Linked DNA regions of Homo sapiens: region 2 is linked to region 1. A link is an interaction called in ENCODE POLR2A ChIA-PET data of the cell type or tissue named here. Cell type or tissue: HepG2. All regions are shown on one strand. Each heading gives the region's core, and the rest is flanking DNA. Links, peaks and the distances in the headings are about the cores only. Region 1 overlaps GALM (galactose mutarotase). Region 2 has its middle 13 kb from the start of GEMIN6.

The links. ChIA-PET counts read pairs that join two places held together with the same protein. Peaks named below come from ENCODE experiments on the same cell type or tissue, not always from the same donor. Only the 100,000 strongest peaks of a DNase experiment are listed, where the experiment ranks them.
Region 2: POLR2A ChIA-PET joins it to region 1 with 5 read pairs; 3 of 35 experiments call an interaction of 5 or more read pairs at or near these places.

The regions. Positions count from the first base shown.
Region 1 is chr2:38,682,160-38,688,969 of GRCh38, reverse strand. The region is part of intron 3 of GALM (galactose mutarotase); the gene reads right to left. It overlaps LOC124905993 (a long non-coding RNA gene), which reads left to right. Exons shown (of 3, transcript XR_007086292.1): 3 at 3,296-5,087. Among named protein-coding and RNA genes, the nearest start is that of GALM, 19 kb to the right of the region's middle. In HepG2, for the core only: no CTCF peak of the experiment used is centred there; a DNase peak (open chromatin) is centred at 3,439.
Region 2 is chr2:38,787,398-38,794,207 of GRCh38, reverse strand. No RefSeq gene overlaps it. Among named protein-coding and RNA genes, the nearest start is that of GEMIN6, 13 kb to the right of the region's middle. RefSeq lists a silencer at 2,134-2,334 and an enhancer at 4,629-5,129. In HepG2, for the core only: no CTCF peak of the experiment used is centred there; no DNase peak of the experiment used is centred there.

The sequences.
Region 1 (6,810 bases), core at 2,076-4,575:
ACATGCCTGTAATCTCAGCTACTCAGGAGGCTGAGGCAGGAGAATTGCTTGAACCCGGGAGGTGGAGGTTGCGGTGAGCCAAGATCGCGCGTGCCATTGCACTCCAGCCTGGGCATCAAGAGCAAAACTCCATCTCAAAATAAATAAAATAAAATAAATTTGGGCTAATGATGCCTCTACCTTTTCCAGGGTCCTTGTGAATAACAGTGTAGGAAAGGTGCATTGTGTTGTTTGCAAATCGGCAAATAACTTTATACATGCATGTTTCTAGTACAAATATTATTTTATATTATCAATAGCAACATATTTTAAAGCTTCACACCAGAAGATGTGGAAGGGAAACCAAGTGAGGGCTTTTGCTCAGTGAATGCTCAAAGATGAGCTAAACTAGTGGTTCTCAATTGGGGATAATTTTGTCTCTCAGGGGATATTTGACATTTGACTTTTTTTTTTTTTCTGAGACCGAGTTTCGCTCTTGTTGCCAAGGCCGGAATGCAATGGCGCGATCTCGGCTCACTGCAACCTCCGCCTCTCGGGTTCAAGTGATTCTCCTGCCTCGGCCTCCCTAGTAGCTGGGATTACAGGCATGCACCACCACGTCTGGCTAATTTTGTATTTTTAGTAGAGACGGGGTTTCTCCATGTTGGTCAGGCTGGTCTCGAACTCGCGACCTCAGGTGATCTGCTCACCTCGGCCTCCCAAAGTGCTGGGATTACAGGTGTGAGTCACCGCACCCAGTACACATTTTTTTTTTTTTTGAGACGGAGTCTCACTCTGTCGCCCAGGCCGGAGTGAAGTAGTGTAATCTTGGCTCACTGCAGTCTCTGCCTCCCAGGTTCAAGCAATTCTCCTGCTTCAGCCTCCCGAGCAGCTGGGATTACAAGCGTGTGCCACCACACTTGGCTAATTTTTGTATTTTTAGTAGAGATGGGGTTTCACCATGTTGGTCAGGCTAGTCTTAAACTCCTGACCTCAGGTGATCCACCCACCTCAGCCTCCCAAAGTGCTGGGATTACAGGTGTGAGGCACTGTGCCCGGCCGACTGGTTTTTTTGAGACAGGGTTAGGACAGGTTAGCTGGAAACAGATTCTATGGTCTGAAAGACTGGCCCACACAATCCAACTGAGTAATTCTGAAAAGAAAGGTCAAGATTTTAGAGACCATGAGAATGCATGTCTAAACACGACAGAAACTGGTTTAATTACACCACTAGTAGGCTCTTTTTCTGAAAAACTACGATTCTCTTTTTTTTTTTTTCGGAGGCAGAGTCTTACTGTGTCGCCCAGGCTGGAGTGCAGTGGCGCAATCTTGGGTCACTGCAACCTCCACTTCCAGGGTTCAAGCAATTCTCCTGCCTTAGCCTCCTTAAGTAGCTGGGATTACAGGTGCCCACCACCATGCTAGGCTAATTTTTGTATTTTTAGTAGAGATGGGGTTTCACCATGTTGGCCAGGCTGGTCTCGAACTCCAGACCTCAAGTAATCTGCCTGCCTTGGCCTCCCAAAGTGCTGGGATTACAGACTTGAGCCACCATGCCTGTCCAGAAGAACTATGATGCTCTTGTTTTCTCCCAGTGGGTGTGTGCTGGGCAGGGGTATGAGTGGGTGGGGGACAAAGCCAGGGCAAAGGCCTCTCCTCTGCACTTTCTACAGCTCACTCTGCTGTGAGCTGGGGCAGCAGGTCCAAGATGGGAGAGGGTCTGTACCCCTGCCTAGAGCAGGTCTAGCCTAGAGAGGATGTCTCTTCTGTGCGGCTCTCTCTCCTGCCATCCTCGCATGCCTCAGGGTGGTGCCAGCACCTGGAGATGCCCCTGGGACTGTGGGAGAGGAGCTGAGGGAAGAGAATTTGGGACTACTGTATTTCCTTGGCCCTATTTGTTCACTACTCAGCTCAACACAGAGGGCTTTGGGTCAGTCGAGACAAGGGGTGTGAAGGTTGGGTTCCAGGCCTTGGTGGCGCTAAACTGGGAGCTGCAGCCCACATACAGAGCTGAATAGTGTTAGAAAAAGAGAACCCAGGTGGACCAAAGCACCTCCATACTTCCTGTGCACAAATAAGCCTGGAGGAACACAAGCTATGTAATGTCATCCAATGAGGACACCTGCAGGAGGCAAAGCCATTCTCCAGACTCCTGGCCTAGCATTAATTCAGGTCTTCACTCTGTTTCCTAGGTGCCTGCCTCCTTAGAAACAGAAGTATGCAGTACATATTCTTTGGTGCCTTGTTATTTCCACACAACATAATGCTACTGGGATCATCCATGTTATATTCCTTTGTATTGTTGAGTAGTATTCCGTTGTATGACTGTATCACAATTTGTTTATCCATTCTCCTGTTGATAGACTTCTGGGTTGCTTCCAGTGTTTTACTATTATAAATAAAGCTGCTTAGAAATTTCCACTTTCTGGCCAGGCACGGTGGCTCATGCTTGTAATCCCAGCACTTTGGGAGGCCAAGGTGGGTGGATCACGAGGTCAGGAGATCAGACCATCCTGGCTAACACGGTGAAACCCCATCTCTACTAAAAATACAAAAAAGTAGCTGGGCATGGTGGTGGGCGCCTGTAGTCCCAGCTACTCGGGAGGCTGAGGCAGGAGAATGTCGTGAACCCGGGAGGCGGAGGTTGCAGTGAGCCAAGATCGCGCCACTGCACTCCAGCCTGGGAGACAGAGCGAGACTCCATCTCAAAATAAGAAAGAAAGAAAGAAAGAAAGAAAGAAAGAAAGAAAGAAAGAAAGAAAGAAAGAAATTTCCACTTTCTGTGGTTTTTTTTTTTTAAGCACTAGAGAAATGAATCAACATGAAAATCACACTCCAAATAAACTGATGAGCCTGAGATTTAGGAAGAAGCCTAGGAGGAGAAGGAAAAGAACATTCATCAGGCACCCACCCTCTTAAGGGTCACTGGGTCACCAAGCAGTAGTAACATTCCTTCGTTAAAGAGATGCATGCTTTGTGGCCAGGCATGGTGGCTCAGGCCTGTAATCCCAGAAGTTTGGGAGGCCGAGATGGGCGGATCACTTCAGGTCAGGAGTTCAAGACCAGCCTGGCCAACATGGTGAAACCCCATCTCTACTAAAAATACAAAAAATTAGCCAGGGGCACGTGCCTGTAATCCCAGCTACTCCAGAGGCTGAGGCGGGAGAATCCCTGGAACTTGGGAGGCGGAGATTGCCGTGAGCCGAGATTGCGCCACTGCACTCCAGCCTGGGAGACAGAGTGAGACTCCGTCTCAAAAAAATAAAAAATAAAAAATAAAAATAAAAATGCATGCTTCTTTTTATGACTCTTCTAGGCTGGAAAAACGCAATGATCTACTCTGGTGGAATATTACTGTTGGAATCATTTCCTTTCAAGGCTGATGAAAACTTGGCAAGAAATGCTGATTCACAAACAGACCTTGAGGCCCATCTCTGGGTTCAGTGTTTGTTTTGGTTAACTTTGCTTGGCTGCTACCTGTTTGTAACATTAACCATTTATAGAGCCCATTATGATTTGCAGGGGACTTTAAAGACATTGTGCAATATCACTACCACAGCCTTAACTCAGCTCTCATCACCTCTAGCAGGAGGGTACAGACACTGTGGGTTACTACCCACAAGCCATGGCAACTCTTTTACCAGCAACTCTGTGCCCCCAGGCAGAAACTAGGCTTGTTGATTTATCCTATGCTAGACCAGATATTCAGGGAAGAGGACCCACCCCCGCTCCATTTCCAGAGGGCAAATTTTGACTGGTCTAAGCCAATCATCATGGCCTAATTCCCTTGCTGGCGATTGGGTTAGGCAGAGCATAGGCCACACTTCTGGCCAATGAGAAATCAGAGAAAGTTGGCTGGAGGGCTTCTAGGAAAAGCATTGCTTTTTCTTAAAAAGAGGACATTAGAGATATGAAAAATGGAATGGGTCTTTTTGTCTCTGGATGTGACTATATGAGGAGGTGATTCCTGGAGCTGTGGCCATGAGGGGACAAGCCTGAAGACAAAAGCCAAAATACTGAGGAAGCAGATGGAAAACTGGAAGAACCTGGGTCCTTAATGACATGTCTACCTGTCATGTACCACATGCTATTGCTTTTCATCTCGAATTCCCCCAGACCTGCTTTCATAACTCTTTCGGTAAAGTTTCTGTTGTTTTTTTGTTTGTTTGTTTTTATTGTTTATAAAAACACAGTCTCACTGTGTCATCCAAGATGGAGTCCAGTGGCGCAATCTTGGCTCACTGCAACCTCCGTCTCCTGGGTTCAAGCAATTCTCATGCCTCGGCCTCCTGATTAGCTGGGATTGCAGGCATCTACCACAACGCCCAGCTAATTTTTTGTATTTTTAGTGGAGACGGGTTTTTACCATGTTGGGCAGGTTGGTCTTGAACTCCTGACCTCAAGTGATCTGCCCACCTTGGCCTCCCAAGTGCTGGGATTACAGGCGTGAGCTGCCGCACCCAGCCTGTTTGTTTGTTTTTAGAGATGGGGGATCTCTCTATGTTGCCCGGTCTGGTCTTGAACTCCTGGGCTCCAGTGATGCTCCCACCTTGGCCTTCCAAAGTGCTGGGATTACAGGCATGAGCCACCACACCCAGGTCTTTAGGTAAAGTTTCAATAAAAAAAAAGTTATCCCAGTTTTGTGTTAGGCACAGGAAGGAACAGAAAAATAAAATAAAACAAAAAACGACCTGCAACCTACATACCTTTTATATTCTTTGACAAAGCCAGTTCTCCCCTCCTCCCCAGGTCTCCAACCCTCAAACTTAGAAGTGATGAGCAATACTTGGGCCCAAATAGAACAAAAATACCACTTATTAAATTTAAAAAACAAACAAAAATATATAAGATGAGCTGACTAATTTAAATATCAGGTTTTGAGCTATGTGCCTGGGGAGGGTTTGAGATATATGATAATGCTTCTCAAGGTATGGCAAGAGATATTCTGAAGATGCAGAGGCCCTTGACTCCAGGTCTGGCTTGGTGATCATCCACTCCTACCGGAGTGCCTTGGAAGGCTGGTGCCCCCATCCACCTTCAAACCTGAAGTTAGTGGCTGTGGATTCAAGCTACGCTTACTAAGATAGAGGTTGAAAATCCCTAATCTGAAAATCTAAAATCTGGGGCCAGGTGCGGTGGCTCACGCCTGTAATCCTAGCACTTTGGGAGGCTGAAGCGGGTGGATCACCCGAGGTCAGGAGTTCGAGACCAGCTTGGGCAACATGGTGAAACCCCATCTCTACCAAAAATACAAAAATTAGCTGGGCGTGGTCGTGGGCGCCTGTAATCCCAGCTACTAGGGAAGCTGAGGCAGGAGAATTGCTTGAACCCAGAAGGTGGAGGTTGCAGTGAGCCGAGATCGTGCCACTGCATTCCAGCCTGGGCAACAAGAGTGAAACTCCACCTCAAAAAAAAAAAGAGGACAATCTAAAATCTGAAATGCTCCAAAATCTGAGCTTTTTGAGTGCCAACATGACGCTCAGAAGTAGTCACTGGAGCATTCCAGATTTCGAGTTTTCAGATTAGGAATGCTGAACAAATAAGTATATATAACGCAAATATTCCAAAATCTGAAAATCTCCAAAATCCAAAACATTTCTGGCCTCAAGTATTTTGGATAAGGGATATTCAATCTGTGGTATACGGAAGGAAGTTCATTGACCGCGCTTTTGGGTGGGGTCTATGATCTAGGAAACTATTCAGCCTCTGAAAAGAGATTCAGAAATACCCGTCACTCCAAGTCCCTGCAGGATTGGAAGAGTCGTAAAAAGCCTTAGTAAACCTAACATTCCCATATTGTCTCCTTCATTGGAACACACTGGCAGATGGAATACTGCATGCATAATTTCTCTTTTTATTTCTAATCTATTCCTTTAGATCTCCCCTCCCTATTATTAAATAGGATGTCCTAAGTATGCAAAAAATGTAAAAAACAGAATTATCACCGAGTTTTTTACCTACATAAAACAATACTTTCTTCTATTTCTGTCGTTTGTTTCTGAACTTATTTTAAGAAGTAGATCCTCTTAGGTCTGAGGGTTTTTGTTTTGTTTTTGTCTTTTGTTTCGTTTTTAAGATTTTTTTTTTTTTTTTAAAGACGGAGTTTCACTCTTGTTGCTCAGGCTGGAGTGCAATGGCGCAGTCTCAGCTCACTGCAACCTCCGCCTTCCAGGTTCAAGTGATTCTCCTGTCTCAGCCTCCCGAATAGCTGGGATTACAGGCCCACGCTACCATGCCCAGCTTATGTTGTATTTTTAGTAGAGACGGGGTTTCACTATGTTGGTCAGGCTGGTCTCAAACTCCTAACCTCAGGTGATTCACTCATCTCGGCCTCCCAAAGTGCCGGGATTACAGGCATGAGCCACAGCACCTGGCCTTGTTTTTAAGATTTCAAGAAGGATGGTGAAAGTTCCTGAGGATAAGGAACCCGCAAGTGAAGGGTCAACTTTTTTAAAGGGAGAACTTTGGAAATTTTACAAGAACCAATTAACTCTGCAATTTGGGAAAATTCTAGAAAACAGAATCCAGCAGATCATCAGCAAACTCCTGAAACAGTATAAAAAGGTGAGATATTACTAGCTGACTGTGAACACCATCTTGCGGTAGAAAATCAGGCCAAAGTGAGTCAAGTATAGTAGACAATGATGAGTTCTTCAGATAAAGAGGAAGTAATAGATATAATCTACAGAGTTTAGCTAAGCTTTTTATTCTGTCTGATATGATATCCTCCTCAATGAGCTAAACTGTTACCTTTAGGAGGGAATGAGGTAGTTCAGAAGGGATCACTTAAGGGGGGTTGTCAGCAGCTCTACACCACTCTTATGTGGGCAG
Region 2 (6,810 bases), core at 3,992-6,491, 100 kb before region 1:
CAGGGTGGAGTGCAGTGGCGCAGTCTTGGCTCACTGCAACCTCCACCTCCCGGGTTCAATTGATTCTCCTGCCTCAGCCTCCTGAGTAGCTGGGATTACAGGCGCATACAATCATGCCCGGCTAATTTTTGTATTTTTAGTAGAGACTGGGTTTCACCATGTTGGCCAGGCTGATCTTGAACTCCTGTCCTCAGGTGATCTGCCCGCTTTGGCCTCCCAAAGTGCTGGGATTACAGGCATGAGGCACTGTGCCCAGCCCACAAAATCTTATTTTATGTTAACCTCTTAGGACCATGTTCAAACCATTGCCCAGAAAGGAAAAGGAACTAACATTACCATATGCCTACAGATCCACATGCTAGGCTTAGTTTTATCTAAATTAAGCTGCTCAGATAATATTAAATAGGAGGATAAAGATCAAAGTTCATTACTTGCCAGGGAGTTTGAGTTGTTAATAATCTGATATGGAACTCAAGGAGGAAGAAGACAAAGCTCATGCTTTGTCGGCCTTTGACCCCTTCGATCAGAATGCTTAGCTCGTCTCATTTCCTAAGATCTTCCCAATTAGTCATAGTACAAAATAGAAGAGCAGATTCATTTCACAGCAAGTATTTTATTAATATTGTTCCCTTGCTACATTCCAATAGAATTAAAACAAATATTTTATTTGAGATGGAATCTCGCCCTGTCGCCCAGGCTGGAGTGCAATGACACCATCTTGGCTCACTGCAACCCCCACCTCCCAGGTTCAAGTGATTCTCCTGCCTCAGCCTCCTGAGTAGCTGGGATTACAGGCGTGCGCCACCATGCCTGGCTAATTTTTGTATCTTTAGTAGAGACAGGGTTTCAACATGTTGGCCATGGTGTTGTTTCATAAAAATGCAGGACAGCCAGGCATGGTGGCTCAAGCCTGTAATCCCAGCATTTGGGGAGGCTGAAGAGGGAGGATTGCTTGAGCCCAGAAGTTCGAGACCAGCCTGGATGACATAGGGAGGCCCTGTCTCTACAAAAAATACAAAAAAAATTAGCCAGGCATGGTGGTGTGTGCCTGTAGTCCCAGCTACTTGGGGAGGCTGAGGCAGGGGGATCACCCGGAGCCTAGGAGGTTGAGGCTGCAGTGAGCCGTGATTGTGCCACAGCACTCTAGCCTGGGTGACAGAGCAAGATCCTGTCCCAAACAACCAAACAAACAGAAAAGATACAGGGCAGCAACCAAAACATCAACAACCTGTTCCCCCAGATAGTTCAGCCTCTTTGCCCCATCTAGGCTAGCCCCAGAGCTGCTCCTGAGTCAGTTCATGCCTGGCTAATTGACTAAATAAGCCAGGACACAGGGCTCCAGTTGAGACAGCTATGATAAGGGATGGCTTAGAATCTAGTCACCTAGATTTTTTCACCTCTTTGAATTTTTTAGGAGAGAAATGGCAACAAAAACCATTATGAGGCATTTGTTTGGAAAACCAACTTCTAAGGGGTGGTCTTAGAAATTCAGCCCAATCTCATAACTACTAGCAATGAAAATCAGTGTTTAAAATGATCCCTGATATGCTACAAACACAATATTGAGAAGTCAGGTATAATAATACATAATTGTGTCAGGTGCGGTGGCTCACGCTTGCTATCCCAACATTTTGGGAGGCTGAGGCGGGTGGATCACGAGGTCAGGAGGCTAGGCACAGTGTAGCCAATATGGTGAAACCCTGTCTCTACTAAAAATATTTTAAAAATTAGCCGGGCGTGGTGGTATGCACCTGTTGTCCCAGTTACTCAGGAGGCTGAGGCAGGAGAATCACTTGAACCCGGAGGCAGGGGTTGCAGTGAGCCGAGATTGTGCCACTGCACTCCAGCCTGGACAACAGAGCAAGACTCTGTCTCAAATAATAATCATCATCATAATAATATATTATTATTATTTAATAAACATTCTCAGCAAGAGCATTTCAGTGAGGTGTCATTAATTATTCCTTTATTCAGAAAATGCAGTTACTGCTACCTTCTCCATCCTAGGTTTTACTGAAAATGGCCTGAAGGAGTTATTTTTCTTCTATGTTGAATGAATTTATACTATAGAGATTATCCATGTCTGGTTTTCTTCCTTAGAAAAAACATGAACATTTTATTCCTCATAAAAGACATGAATGTTCAGGTGGACAAAAAGAAAATAATAATAAAAGACAGAATAGCAGCCAAGAAGGTCCATTTATGTCCTGAGATTCCACTTTGAGGAAGTGTTGCTTCATTCCATCCTTTGGTTCCTCTTTTTTTTTTTTTTTTTTTGAGACAAGGTCTCACACCAATGCCACTGGAGTGCAGTGGTACGATCACCACTCACTGCAGCCTCAACCTCCCTGGGCCCAGGGGATCCTCCTGCCTCAGCCTCTGGAGCAGCTGGGACTACAGACATGTGCCACCATGCCCAACTAATTTTTTGTACTTTTTGTAGAGTTGGGGTTTCACCATGTTGCCCAGGCTTGTCCATCCTTGAGTTTGAAATGTATTTTAACAACAATGCCTGTTAACCTTTCAAATAAGACTTTATTTGTCCATAGAGATTAACAAATACGGGGCCCTATCCTGTACAAAGAGTTTAAAGAAGTTTCCTCACCCGGGAGACAATGTAGGGGTTCTTTTATTTTTCTGTTTTTTGAGACAGGGTCTTGCTCTGTAGGCCAGGCTGGAGTGCAGTAGTGCAATCTCTGCCTCTCGGGCTCAAGTGATCCTCCCACCTCAGCCTCCTGAGTAGGTGGGATTACAGGCATGCGCCACGATGCTGGGCTAATTTTTTTTTTTTTTTTGTACTTTTAGTAGAGACGGGGTTTTGCTGTTGCCTAGGCTGGTCTCCAACTCATGGGCTCAAGCAATCCACCCACCTCTGCCTCCCAAAGTACTGGGATTATAGGCTTGAGTCTCTGTACCCAGCTCAATGTAGTTTTTATTTGTTTTAAACAAATGGTTCTCAAATGGGGGCAGTTTTGAGGGGGCAGGAAACATTTGGCGATGTCCAAAGACATTGTTGGTTTTCACAGCTTGTGGGGTGGGAGGTGCTACTGGCATCTAGTGCTTAGAGGCCAGGGATACTGCTGAATATCCCACAAGGCACAGGATACCCAAAGAAAAAATCACTCGGTCCAAAATGCCAATACAGCCAAGGTGAAGAAAACCCTGCTTTAAACAAAATGAGATAAGTAATCACTAACAAAGCCTAATAGCTATTAGGTGTAAATTATGCCCATAGACATCTCTGAAAATGAAAATATATTTTGAACTACAGAAAGTGAAAATCTCGGCTGGGCGCAGTGGCTCATGCCTGTAATCCCAGCAGTTTAGGAGGCCGAGGCCGGTGCATCACCTGAGGTCAGGAGTTCGAGACCAGCCTGGCCAACATGGTGAAACTCTGTCTCTACTAAAAATACAAAAAAAATTAGCCAGATATGGTGGCACACGCCTGTAATCCCAGCTACTCAGGAGGCTGAGGCAGGAGAATCGCCTGAACCCAGGAGGCAGACGTTGCAGTGAGCAGAGATCATGCCACTGTACTCCAGCCTGGGCAACAGAGCAAGACTGTCTCAAAAAAAAATAAAATAAAAATATAGTGAAAATCTCTGCCAAATCAACTCTAATAAATATGTACTGTGTGAATAAGAGCTTGTGTGTACATTTTGTTCTTATCAAGAATTCTAAGTACTTAAGAATTTGAAGAAATTATATGTACAAATGAGAAAAGCCTGGCACAGATGAATAGGGATACATTTACTTTAAAAACATGTTCTACCATTAAATTTTGTTTTGGCTTTTTACCAAAAAAACCACTTTTCTTTTGTTTTTGTTTTTGAGATGGAGTCTCACTCTTGTCACCCAGGCTGGAGTGCAATGGAGCAATCTCAGCTCACTCCAACCTCTGCCTCCTGGGTTTAAGCAATTCTTCTGCCTCAGCCTCCCGAGTAGCTGGGACTACAGGCACCTGCCAGCATGCCCGGCTAATTTTTATATTTTTAGTAGAGATGGGGTTTCACCATGTTGGCCAGGCTGGTCTCAAACTCCTGACCTCAGGTTATCTGCCTGCCTCGGCCTCCCAAAGTGCTGGGATTACAGGCATGAGCCACCGCGCCTGGCCAGAATCACTTATTTTGAAAATGTGAAGACATGACTTGTATGTGAATGCTACTACTGCTAAACCTCTGCACTACAAAATTCAAGTTGTCACACTTAGGCCCACATTAAAATGTTTAAAACACACCCATGCACACACACACACACACACCCTGTTACTTTATCTTTGAACAAAGTCCAACCTAGTCGACTTTGGCCAATATGCTTTTTTTTTTTTTTTTTGAGTCGGAGTCTCGCTCTGTCGCCCAGGCTGCAGTGCGGTGGCACAATCTCGGCTCACGACAAGCTACGTCTCCCGGGTTCACACCATTCTCCTACCACAGCCTCCCGAGTATTTGGGACTACAGGCGCCCGCCACCACACCTAGCTATTTTTTTTTTGTATTTTTAGTAGAGACGGCGTTTCACCATGTTGGCCAGGATGGGCTCGATTTACTGACCTCGTGATCCGCCCGCCTCGGCCTCCCAAAGTGCTGGGATTACAGGCGTGAGCCACCGCGCCCGGCCTGTTTTGTTATTTTGTTTTGTTTTTTTTTTTTGAGGCAGAGTCTTGCTCTGTCGCCCAGGCTGGAGTGCAGTGGCGTGATCTCTGCTCACTGCAAGCTCCGCCTCCCGGGTTCACGCCATTCTCCCGCCTCAGCCTCCCAAGTAGCTGGGACTACAGGCGCCCACCACCACGCCCACCTAATTTTTTTGTATTTTTAGTAGAGACGGGGTTTCACCATGTTAGCCAGGATGGTCTCCATCTCCTGAACTCGTGATCCACCCGCCTCAGCCTCCCAAGGTGCTGGGATTACAGGCTTGATCCACTGCGCCCAGCCTGTTTTGTTTTAAAGTATATGACTCTAGAGGGTTATGAATGTAGAATTTTTTTTGTTTTTTGTTGTTTTTTGTTTTCTTTGAAAAGGAGTGTCACCGTGTCGCCGAGGATGGAGTGCAATGGCATGATCTCAGCTCACTTCCGCCTCCTGGGTTCAAGCAATTTTCCTGCCTCAGCCTCCCGAGTAGCTGGGATTACAGGCACTCACCACCACGCTAATTACCACCTGGCTAATTTTTAGTAGAGACGGGGTTTCACCATGCTGATCACGCTGGTCTCGAATTCCTGATCTCAGGTGATCCACCCGCCTTGGTCTCCCAAAGTGCTGGGATTACAGGCATGAGCCACCGCACCTGGCTGACTGTAGGATGTTTAAAGTGAAGCCTGATTAAAAACTTTAGTTCCTAGGCTCAGTAACCCTTCTCCTATAGCGTGAACTGGAAAAATCCGTTTGTTTGAGGACTTGATTATTAGTAGGATTACCAGACAGAACAGCAAAGACATGCTATGCTCCTTAGAAGACAGATGTCTTTACAAATCAGGAGCCATGCTATAGGATGGGCACCAAGGGACTATCCCATGTGGTAAAGAAACTCATCCACTGATTATAGACCAAGAGCAAAACAATTAGTAATTAGAAACGTTTCTGTTAATGCTGCCCTTCTGTCTCTGAAATTCACCTGTGCACCTTCCCATTCAAACTCCAGCTCTTGCTATTACTTCTAGCTCATAAATATTTATACCATCCTTTTTTACAATAAGCATGACTAAGACTGAATTAACTGAAGCATGAAATCTGATTAGTTAACAAGAAAGCCACCGGGCACGGTGGCTTCACGCCTATAATCCCAGCACTTTTGGAGGCCGAGGCAGGCTGATCACCTGAGGTGAGGAGTTTGAGACCAGCCTGACCAACATGGAGAAACCCCATCTCTACTAAAAATACAAAATTAGCTGGGCGTGGTGGTGCATACCTGTAATCCCAGCTATTCGGGAGGCTGGGACAGGAGAATCGCTTGAACCTGGGAGGCGGAGGTTGCGGTGAGCTGAAATCACGCCATTGCACTCCAGCCTGGGCAACAAGAGTGAAACTCCATCTAAAAAAAAAAAAAAAAATCCAATTGTCCAGTTTATAACTAATGTTTGCCACTTGGCTAGTTTGAAACCCATATTGGGGTTGCAAAAATGCCCTCCATGTTTATGCTTATAATTTATTTCGCTCCCTCCTTCCCTCTCTCTCTTTCTTTCTACACAGTGTCTTGCTCTGTTGCCCAGGCTGGAGTGCAGTGGCACAATCTCAGCTCATTGCAACCTCCGCCTCCCAGGTTCATGTGATTCTCATGCCTCAGCCTCCCGAGTAGCTGGGATTACACGCGTGAGCCACCACGCCCAGCTAATTTTTGTATTTTTTTGTAGAGATGGGGTTTCACCACGTTGGCCGGAACTGCTGACCTGAATTGATCGACCCGCCTCGGCCTCCCTAAGTGCTGGGATTCTAGGTGTGAGACACTGCACCTGGCCTTAAAATTTCAATTTAACATATTTTAAAGAAGTGCTATGTGTCAGTCACCCTGTTAGGAACTCAGAATACAAAGATAAATAGGGATACATGAGAACAGAGAAATAAAGTTTATTTGAATACTTTTTTTTTTTTTTTGAGACAGAGTTTCACTCTGTCGCCCAAGCCGGAGCGCAGTGGTGTGATCCTGGCTCACTGCAACCTCCACCTCCCAGGTTCAAGTTATTTGAATAATTCAATCTGGACCATAATTTAGCCTCCAGAAGGGTCTGAAGAGTATGGATGTCTGTTGAAATTAAAAGGGAGCTAAGGGATTCAACCAAGTCTCTTAATTGTGCTTTTTAAGACTTTCTCAGGCAGGG